Regions from separate parts of the Homo sapiens genome. Here region 1 is linked to region 2. Evidence: chromatin loops called from intact Hi-C (ENCODE). Cell type or tissue: IMR-90. All regions are shown on one strand. Each heading gives the region's core, and the rest is flanking DNA. Links, peaks and the distances in the headings are about the cores only.

Evidence for each region. Hi-C counts contacts between places; a loop is a spot of excess contacts. Peaks named below come from ENCODE experiments on the same cell type or tissue, not always from the same donor. Only the 100,000 strongest peaks of a DNase experiment are listed, where the experiment ranks them.
Region 1: it touches region 2 in a loop (7-fold over the local background); 12 of 110 quality-filtered maps call a loop at or near these places.

What each region holds. Positions count from the first base shown.
Region 1 is chr1:167,685,412-167,690,787 of GRCh38, forward strand. RCSD1 (RCSD domain containing 1) reads left to right here. Exons shown (of 7, transcript NM_052862.4): 3 at 10-99; 4 at 4,638-4,709. Among named protein-coding and RNA genes, the nearest start is that of TRP-CGG1-1, 27 kb to the right of the region's middle. RefSeq lists enhancers at 2,432-2,611, 3,839-5,038. In IMR-90, for the core only: a CTCF peak has its summit at 2,695 (motif pointing left); a DNase peak (open chromatin) is centred at 2,670; H3K27me3 peaks cover 473 bases.
Region 2 is chr1:167,064,502-167,069,877 of GRCh38, forward strand. It overlaps GPA33 (glycoprotein A33), which reads right to left. Exons shown (of 7, transcript NM_005814.3): 3 at 4,421-4,637. GPA33-AS1 (GPA33 antisense RNA 1) reads left to right here. Exons shown (of 6, transcript XR_922249.3): 6 at 279-415. Among named protein-coding and RNA genes, the nearest start is that of GPA33-AS1, 15 kb to the left of the region's middle. RefSeq lists silencers at 151-445, 4,521-4,734. In IMR-90, for the core only: a CTCF peak has its summit at 2,303 (motif pointing right); no DNase peak of the experiment used is centred there; H3K4me3 peaks cover 163 bases; H3K27me3 peaks cover 1,345 bases.

The sequences.
Region 1 (5,376 bases), core at 263-5,262, 620 kb after region 2:
TCCCTCCAGACACCAGCCAGTAAACCAACCCGAAGGAAACCGCCCTGTTCCCTCCCCCTGTTCCCCCCCAAGGTAGACCTGGGCCAGAATGGTGAGGAGGTAAGTGCTGCTGTTGGGGCTCAGAGGATGCTGTGATGGGTTTTCTTTCCTCTTCTTGAGGAAAGTTTGGAGGAGGGGGCACCAAACTCATACTTTAAAGCTCAGACTCTGTGCAGGGAATTTCTCCATTTCAGAGTGAATCTCCTCTTAAATGTTTCCTGAATCGTTTACTTTGGAAACTAGGCTCCTCCCTGCTCCCTTTTACTGAGGCTCCTTTATGATTTGTCAAGGACACGAACACTATTTTCCAAGCCTGAGAATTTTAGCAAAGAGAATGGGTCATATATTATTAACAGACCCAATTCAGGAGCCAGGAAAGTTCTGTTTTATTCCCAGATCTGACTTAGGTGATCTTGGAATAAGGTGTGGAGAAGGTACCTGGAAAGGGGGCTACACTTACATAGGGCAGGACGGAAGCATGAGAAAACCCCGTGATTCTGCAGTATCCTTGTAAAGCCTGGCTATTGTTCAAGATCACTGGAAGAAAACCAGAGCGCACAGGAGGCCTCGTTGCCCTCAGATATAAATAGCCAACGTTACCAACATAATAAAGGCTCTGGTATCATAGATCATAGCCAGTAATAGGTTCTTAGCCTGCATATTCTCCTATCTTTATTTATCTAATTGTAGCTGCAGGAGTGCCTTCTCCACACCTTATGCCAGCAACCCATGAACCTTCACTGTGGTCATAGTCTGTGCCAGAAATGGATTTGTATGTTCTGTCATCTCACCTGGGAGGCCAACCCCAAAATACAGCAAGCAAGCCAAAGACAATGTCATTCCCAAATTCCACTTCAACAACCTCTTTATTCTCCCCTTCTTTTTTGGGGACCAGCATCCTGACAATAGCCATTAGGTGCCCTATGTGAACTTGGGCAAGCATCTTAATGCCTACATTTTCTCATCTATAAAGTGAAACAGCTGAAATAGATCAATGGTTTTCAAGCCTTTTTGTCAACCTAAGGCTTATAAACAGAAGCCCACAAGATAAAGCAGAAACTCATCGCTGCCCCAGGCCAAGTGAGATGGGGGAGGGGAGGCCTGGAGCCCCAAATGCTCTCAGAATACTCTCTCCCCACTGACCAAGGGTCTTATTCTTGGATGAGAACCCCAAGGAGCACAGTTTAAAAACACTGAGGTTTTCCTTGGGTCTCTTCAAGTGCCAACAATATGATTCTGTGGCTTTATGGGGTCATCAGCCAGTGCTGTGACCAAACACATACCAACAACCTCTCTTTCCAGAGAATCAACTTCTCCTTGTAACCTTCAACCTCTGGGCTCAGTGTCTCCACTGCTATGCAATGGGTTGAGGTTATGGCCACTCAGAGCTTAATGTGAGACTGCCCCCTGATAGCCTGGGCTTGGCCCAGGAGAAGTCACCACACCATACCGAATCATTTTTCTTATTTGTGAAATTGAGGACAAAATCACTAACCAGATAGATCAGGGAGGCTGGCTAGGGAAGTTTTATCCCCTAGAGTAAAAGCAGAGGGAGTTAGGCTAGTGATTGGGTTAAACAGCTCCATCCTGGCAGCTCTGTGGAAATGCATTCACAGGTTTCACCCCATGGGGCACATCACCCAGAAGTTAAATGGCTTATAATGGCCAAGGGCTGGTTAAGTCCAAGGGCGGATTTTAGAAAATCCTGCCTGGAGTGACAGGCTGCTCGCACATTGAAAGGACACTACCTCCAGGGATCAATGACTTTTCGTGGCCTTGAAATTCACATAGAAGCAGGGCGTAGTGGCTCACGCCTGTAATCCCAGCACTTTGAGAGGCCGAGGTGGGCGGATCACGAGGTCAGGAGATTGAGACCATCCTGGCTAACACGGTGAAACCCCGTCTCTACTAAAAATACAAAAAATTAGCAGGCGTGGTGGCAGGCGCCTGTAGTCCCAGCTACTCGAGAGGCTTAGGCAGGAGAATGGCGTGAACCCCGGAGGCGGAGCTTGCAGTGAGCCTAGATCGCGCCACCGCACTCCAGCCTGGGTGACACAGCAAGACTCCGTCTCAAAAAAAAAAAAAAAAGAAAAGAAATTCACATAGAAATAAAATGAGCAGCCTGCTTTGTCTGGCAGGGCTAATTGGAGGCTGCTGTCCACATTTCTCCTTCCATACTCCTGTAGCTCAGCCTGCAGAGGCTCTAATGCTGGAAACCTTGGGGGCCTGCAGGGAGGGACCCGGTCAGGCTACCCCTCGGTTCCCAATGCACAGTGCCAGGAAGGGTCATTTCATCCCTGCCCCGCTATGCTTGCTCAGGTCTGAGACAGTGGGGTCAGCCCCCTGACAGCACCTGCTGACTGCAGGGCCCCTCCTGATGGCAGGGTGACCAAGAGTTACCCCTCTCTGGAAGAACCAGCTGAAGTTGGGTGTTTAATGCAGCCACAGATCCTGCCTCCTATACTCAGAAAAGGCTGAAAAGCATTCCCATCTGGAAATTAGTCCGTAGTTTCTAGACGTGGTAATAATGTCATGTAAATACAGCTATATATATACATATACAGGGATGGAAGGCTGGTTTTTCTCCACCGGATTGTTAGTCTCAGCCGCTTGCCTGAAGCCCCTTGTTAAACCGTAAGGGAAATGATGCCACCTGCTGTCATTTCCAGGAACTGCACTAGAGGCTATTTTGGATTCTTTCTGCTTTGCAATTCAAATCAATAGGGTTTTATGGAGCATCAGCTGGGTCCCCAGTACTATACTGTGTTTAAGGGGCAGGGTCCACTGAATTTCCACAGACTTCAGAAATCAGTGGTCAGCTGGGGAAGAGAAGAACTAATAATATTACATGAAGTGAGCTTTATCAGCAAAATTGTTGCTGCAGTTTCTAAAAGTTTCTCTGAAAACCCCAGCCCGTGTGAAATTTCCCTGTAAAGCACAGAAACCAAGGGCACTTCCATTGGGGCTGGAAGCTCTTTATACTCATCCTAGATAAAAAGCTCCTTGAAAGACTGCTATAGGAACATACCCGACAGTGAAGACACATGGAGGCAGAGGCAGCAGGAGTCCTTAGAATCATTTATTCCCGCCCAGCTGCATCTTGGTAGAGGAGGCTGAGGCCAAGGGCTTCGTCTGGCTCCTGCCAAAACTAGAATTAGAAGGAGTGGGGATCCTGTAAGTCCAGCCCATGCTCTCCCTTGGTGTTGGGCTGTAAAAAGATCACGAGGAGTTCAGTTGGGTGAGCCTCCCTCCTTCCATCACTAAAACACAATCATCTCACATTATAAATATCTCAGAATCTTCCTAAGAGATCAGTGTAGTTCTTCTTATTGTTCAGGAAAATTAGTACATGGGGTCAAGGAGCAGGTCATACACATTGGTCTCCACACTATGGGGAGATCCCTCCTCTGCCTTGGCCTCTGTCCAACCACATGGAAGTCATCCTCTTCCTTTTCTTCATCATCATCATCCTATCACTGTCACCATTCTCACATGTTTGTGGGGATTTTACGCAAAACACAGAGTTAATATTTTTACATGATATGGATCCCGAAGGCAGACAAGATTCCTGGCATTCATTCATCACAAAAATATCTACAACTAACAGAGAGTACGTATGATTATGTAACACATGCATCAGCCACGGACTGCTCCTGCCACCGAGACTGAATCATGCTCATCTTTGTATGACCCACACAATGTCTGGGACGTAGTAAATACTCAGTAAATGTTTACTTGGTTAAAAAGAATATTCAGGCTGGGCGTGGTGGCTCACGCCTGTAATCCCAGCACTTTGGGAGGTGGGTGGATCACCTGAGGTCAGGAGTTCGAGACCAACCTGGCCAACATGGTGAAACCCTGTCTCTACTAAAAATACAAAAACTAGCCAGGCATGGTGGTGCATGCCTGTAATTCCAGCTACTTGGGAGGCAGAGACAGGAGAATTGCTTGAACCCAGGAGGCGAAGGTTGCAGTGAGCCGAGATTGCGCCATTGCACTCCAGATTGAGGAACAAGCAGGACTCTGTCTCAAAAAAAAAAAAAAAAAGAAAAGAAAAGAAAAAGAATATTCAAATATTCAACATTTTGGAAAATCATAATTTATAAATCATGCCATCGATGGGATTTTCCAAAATATCACTGGGTCCAGGGAGGAATTCCAGTCATACCTCTGTCATCCTGGTCTGGTTTCTTGTTGTGTGTGTGACAAACAGGATGGTAATTTTTGCCCTTTGTCTTTGAAATCCCCCAAATTGTTGATTCACAGTGTTGAAGGTCATGAGGTGAAGATCTTGCTCAGATATAGTTTTCCTTCATAACAACAATGAAGTCACTCTTCCTGGGAGAGACCTTCTGTGTTAAGGATGTCGGCGCTGACTTCTCTAATTCTGATTTGAAGATCTTGCTGTGGTGGGATGAGGGAGGGAGGGGGAAAGTTCACGTCGCCCAGGCCCTAATGAAGTATGTGGGCTACTGAACTAATGAGAAAGTGGCAACACCAACTTCTCTTCTCCTTCTGCCTGTGGCTTTTGGGTTCCAACCAGAACCCCACTTTCCTCACCTTACTTATCTGGTTGTTTTGGTTGATTTGCTCCATAGAAATCACCACCCAATGCGAGCCACCCTCCTAAATTCAAGGTCAAGAGCTCGCCTCTGATTGAGAAGCTTCAGGTAAGTGCAGAATTCATTGTCTATTGCTACCTTTTATCTAACTCCACTTCTTATCCAAAATTTGCATGACTTTGAGGCTCATAGGGGTAGCCTATGTGTCACCTGCATAATTGGCCCCAATAATCAGCCAGTGATCAAATTGCAGTAAACGATAAGGATCTCACAGCCCTGCCTGAGGGAAAAGAACTAACATAAGGACCACATCAAGCACAAGCTCATGTATTTGACATTTAGTGGTGGGGGTTGATGGGTAACGGGATACCTCAAGAGTCTGTATGGGGCTGGGCTCACCCCTATAATCCCAGCACTTTGGGAGGCTGAGGCTGGAGGATCACGTGAGCCCAGGAGTTCAAGACCAGACTGGGCAACATAGTGAGACACTATCTCTACAAAAAATTTTAAAATTAGCCAGGCATGGTGATGTGCACCTGTAGTCCCAGCTACTCTGAAGACCGAGGTGAGAGGATCGCTTGGGCCCAGGAGGTTGAGACTGTATTGAGCTGAGGTCACTTCACTACACTCCAGCCTGAGTAACAGAGCAAGCTCCTGTCTTCAAAAACGAAAAGAAAAAAAAAGAGTCTTACGGGAAAGGACACCATAGTTGCCATAAACACTTTGAAATAGCCAACGCCTCTCTCCCAAGGCCTGAATGCAGCCACAAACCATT
Region 2 (5,376 bases), core at 329-5,328:
CTCGACCTCAGTGTTCCATTCTGTAAAATTAGTGGACTACAAACCTGTTCTGTAAAGGGCCAGGTGGCAATATTTAGGCTTCGCAGACTACATATTGTCTTTGTTGCTGCTACTTTTTCTCTTTAAATAGTATGTTAGAAATGTAAAAACAGTCTGTGGGCTGGATTTGGTCCTAGTTTGCCTACCCCTGAACTAAGTGATCTCTGAAGCCTTCCACTCTTAACTTCTTAGTAATGTTCTTTCTGGGTTCAGCACCATCCTCCTCCTGTGCTTTGCAGATAACGTGCAGTTGCCATAAGCACGGGATGATGGGCGGAAGCAGTTGCCATAAGCACGGGATGATGGGCGGACCCACAGGCAGCAGTAAAGTTATGTGCAGGGTGAAGGATGAGGACTGAGGGGACTCGAGCAGGCAGAGGGCGCAGAGGTAAGGAGAGGGAAGCCCATAGACTGGAGGTTACCCAGAACGGCAGCCACCCTCATCTCACAACCCCAACCCGATTCCCTGGATTTCTGGGAAGCTTAAGCCTGTGCCTTTCACTCAGCATTGTCAAGATACCATTGTGGAGCTGGGTTCATTCTACAAACCTCACTGGGTGCCTACTGTGTGTCTGACAATGCTGGGCACTTGGAGGACACAGTGGGTGGGTCAAGGAATCTAGTGGGGGCAAAAGACAAGTAGCTGAACAATGACCAGACAGGAGGCAAGGCTGCTGGGGCAGATAAGGCCTAAAACAGCCCCAAACCCAAGATCAGCTGTGACGTGAAGGAAGCATGACAGTAAACAAGGCCAGTGGTGGAGGTGGGAGTGGTGGTCGGAGAAAGAGGTGATGGTACTCCAGGCAGAGTGAACAGCATGTGCAAAGGCTCAGAGGCAAGAAGCAGCATGAAGCATGCTTGAGACTTCAGGTCGTGTCCTTGGAGGTGAGAAGGGGAGGACACACAGTGGAGAGGGTTGCTCCTGGAATCCCTAGGTGGCAAGCCTGTCTCCTCTGCGTCTTTCTTTTCACATCCCCTTGGATGGCTTGCTCGCTCAATAAACAGTGCTGCCCATTCTATAATCCAGGTGCACGGTCGCTGAGCATCAGGAGTGCATTCTGATCTCGGCCCCACCCGGCAGCTGCTGAGAGAAACCCTTCCACACACACCACTCCCCTCTAGCCCAGCAGCCACAGTATTTCCTCTTGGAAAGAGCCAGGCTATTGTTGGGTGTGCCCAACATCTCCTGCTGCCATAGTGAGGGCTGGCCAGGTGTGGGGCGAGCATGAGGGAAATTAGAGGCCCTCCCTGATTGTCACTTTCCCTTGGATGGTTCCTAAACATAAGAGGTCCAAAGTTCAAGGCCGGGCCTCATCTATCCTGCACCAGACCCTGGGACTGGAGCAGTGTGGGGAGGGGGAGTCTGCGGCTTAAGGACCACTCTTACCAGCAGCCAACAAGCAGGTCCCCGGGGAACAAGAGAAGGTGAACACCACTTCCCAGAGGACCCCTAGGATGGGCTTGCTGAGCCAAGCTTTATCTCTTGAGCTTTTCAGAGGTACGGGAGCATCCCTCTCCACGCATCCAAACCATTCAGCCTTTTCCCAGGAATGCCTTGAATCGGAAGCAAAGGCTTTATTCCACAATTGGAGAGCGGGCAAAACACCAATCCCACCTGAGGAGTCCCAGGTGTCCCCAAAGTCACACCAAGTGTGCATGACTGACAGTAGAGCCTTTCTACAACCAGGTTTCTTTGGGATAAAAGACAAAAAGGGAAGAAAAGTAACTGAGGCCTACTGGCATCTACAGAGCACTCAAAGGCATCCGAATGCATCCAAAAACTGTTATAGCTTTGCTGAAACCACCATTTTCTAAGGGAAAACTGCTGAAAGCAAATCCTTAATTCTCTCCAGAGGCAGAGGTACAGACAATGGCAAAGAAGTGACCAGCCACTCCCAAAGAGATCAGCCTTAGGGCGGAATGTGTCAGTTCCCAGCCCCTAAACCCTCTGGCCTCACCCAGGAACCCCTGCTCTCACCCTGTCCAGATCCCTCACTAAGGTCTCTCCCCTCAGCCTTCCACCGTCAAAAACAGGTAGGACCTCCGATCAAACAGATCTTTAACAGATCAAATCGTCCTTCCACACATGTGGGGCCCGTGAGACCTCCGGGGGACTCGGTATATTATCAGTCTTACCTCCCCAGCAGAATGCAGATGTTACCTGAATATTCACTGGAGGAGCAGTGATAGGGAGGGAGGGGAAACGGAACCAGTCGGGTGCCAAGGCCTCTCCGAAGCCTGCGACTCCCGCTACAGACGTCAGGGGGCGCCAGAGGCCGGAGCACCGGGTCCCCGGTCCCGGAGCCCCAGTTTTCCCAGCCGAAACCGAGACTGAGACCACGCGTGCTGCCCCGAGGCGCGGGCTGAGGGGCCGCCGGGCTGGGAGCTTCATGCTCGCCTCGGTTTACTGAGGTCATCCAGCCCCAGTGGGCTGGCTGCCTTAAAATAGCCTAGCTGCAAAGCCATTAGGAAAGAAAACGTGTGTGTGAATGTTTATATATGTTTTTATTTATGTTTATATATGTTTATATGTATATAATTTAAACTTGTTTCTTCGAGTGCATTAAAAAAATGGGCTCTTTCTTTTCTCTGTGTTTTTTGTTTGTTTGCTTGCTTGCTCGCTTGCTCGCTTGTTTGTTTTGAGGCCGGTCTCTGTCACCCAGGTGGGAGAGCAGCGGCTCGATCACGGCTCATTGCAGCCTCGACCTCCCCAACTCAAGAGATCCTCCACCTCAATTTATTTATTTATTTATTTATTTATTTATTTTGTAGAGAGGAGGTCTGGCTATGTTGCTCAGGCTGGTCTCCGCCTCGGCCTCCTAAAGTGCTGGGATTACAGGCTTGAGCTACCGCACCCGACCCTTCTTCTTTTTTAAAAAAGTAAAACATTGGTTTCACCGAGTTCCATAATCTCAGATTAAATTTGTATCCTTCTGGCTGGCCCTGGTTGGGAGGAAGAGGGATCAGCATTTATATAATGCTTATGTGGAGGATTTCGGGGGAGTGTGCATTAATACTTCCATTGCCCAAAGGAAATGAGACCTATTTAAGGGACCCCTAACATACATATGTACGTGTGTGTATGGGATGTCTATTGTAGTATTGTTCATACAAAAAAATGTTAACAGCCTGAATATTCATCAGTATGGAACACTTGAATAAATCATGGTACCTCCGTGTGATGGAATGTATGCTGTTAATCGGTAGATCTGCATGTGCCGATCTGGAGAAATGCGCATGAAACAAGGTTAGAAAGAAAAAACGCAGAGTGATCTTTATAACATGATTCCATTTTTTTTAAAGGAAAGAAAGGAAAAGAGAAAAGTATGCAAGAGTGTGTGTGTGTTGAAAGGACATGAGGAAAATATGGAATACCTACCTGTGTTGCCATTGGCTACCTCTCTAGGGGGTAGGGTGGAAGGAGACCTTAGTTATTCTTTATACAATGCGAGTTTGCATAGTTGTATAGTTGGACCCACTATAATGCTTTCAAAACGTCAGGCAACCACCTTATGCAATAAAAATATCTTAATTATTAATTAAATTAAATTTTAAAATAAATTTAATTTAAATTAAACATATTAATTAAAAATAAAATGCAATCAATTATGTAAAAGGAAGAGGGAAAAAAGATCTTTGTTTTGGTTTAAAGCATTGCTACCTCCCAGCAGTGGTGCCATTTCTTATATTGGACATAGACTAAGTGCTCATTAAATAACAGTTATTTTCCAATAACGATTTGACTTTGAGTCAGTTCCTTCCTTTCTCTGGGCTTCATCTACAAAATGAGGATATTAAAGTAGATGATCTTTCAGATCCTTCCCAAACTATAAATTCCAATAATAAGTCATTCCTATGAAAAGAATGTTATCTTGGGACACATTTCAAAGGGAGCAGAACCTGACTGATGGAGTATCTGTTGAGGGATGGGGGTGAGCAGATGGTGGCATGAAGAATTTCTGCTGGGTAGCCAAAGTTACGGCAGGGAAAGATATAAGAGAATCATGATGTGGCCCCCTGAGCACCCAATTAAGGCACAATGAGTCTTTGCAATAGGATTTAAGATTTTCCTTTATCTTTGTAATAAGTGTGGTATGAAAAAGAGGAGCTGGTATGGAGGAAAGGACACCGACAGAGCAAGGGACCACTCCAAGTCGGCCTTCTCTGTCCTCGAGACTGTTGGCCATTGGCGGAGAACTCAGAATAGTGTTTAGTTCCAAAGGGAGGAGCGGTCCCTCTGCTGAAGACAGCCTGGACGAGGTGAGGAGTCTTAGCTCCTTGTTGCTGCCTCTGGCTTCGTCTCAACACCTGGGCTCTTCTCCCTGTGCTGCCACCTGCCCACCCTCTTCCTACAACTCCTGAAAGACATGAAGACACTCACCGAGGACCAACAGGCGGACACGTGACTTGGTGTTGCCCTCCAGGTCTGACATCAGCGAGACAGAACACTCGTAGGTGCCGTTGTCAGCCATGGTCAGCTGATCAATGGTGATGGAGGCATCGGACTGCTCAGCATTGTTGGATATGCTGACGCGATTCTTATAAAGCTCACCATGGATGTAGTTTTTGTTTGAAAACGGCCAGATGACCACCCTTTCCTGGAGAGAGAAGAAATGGCACCAGGTCTTCACCCAAAGGCCCTTGCCTGGTGCTTCCAGCCTGCCCTGACTACCCTCATCCCCCAGTTTCCAGGGCCCAGAAGCACAGACCTGCCAACCCCTCAGAACAAATAGCTCGCATATGTGCTACCCATTTGTGGATTTCTTGTATTATATATATATTTTTTTAGTTTATTTTTAAAATGAAAATATTGAAAGAAGTTAGGCAGTTCATACCGCAGTACACATGTGGGTGAATGGGTCCATCTGGGATCCCAGCACTTTCACCTCTTGTAATCTCCGGCATCTCTCTTATCCATTCCATTTTCTCCATAGCCTATCCTCACTCATTCAGTCTATCAGTATTTACTGAGCACCTTCCATGTACCAGGCATGATGCTGGGCAGCCAGCCTTGGCTGCCAAACCCACTTTATTTTCTTGACTCTTGCCTTTGGAATGTACTGATTGATTGATAGACTCATCATTTATCAAATTGTATGTGGTAATGGCTAAATCACAGACTTTCAAGCCAGACTGCTTCAATTCAAATCCCCATTCTGCCATGTACTAATTGTATGACCTTGAGCAAAATGTTCCACCAGTGATTCTGTTAACTATTCTGCAAAATGGAGATGATGACAATAACACCTGCCTCTCAGGACTGTAGTGAGAATTACAGTAGTAATATACACAAAGCAGTTAGGGCATTATGTGACATGTTAAGTTTCTAGAAGTGCT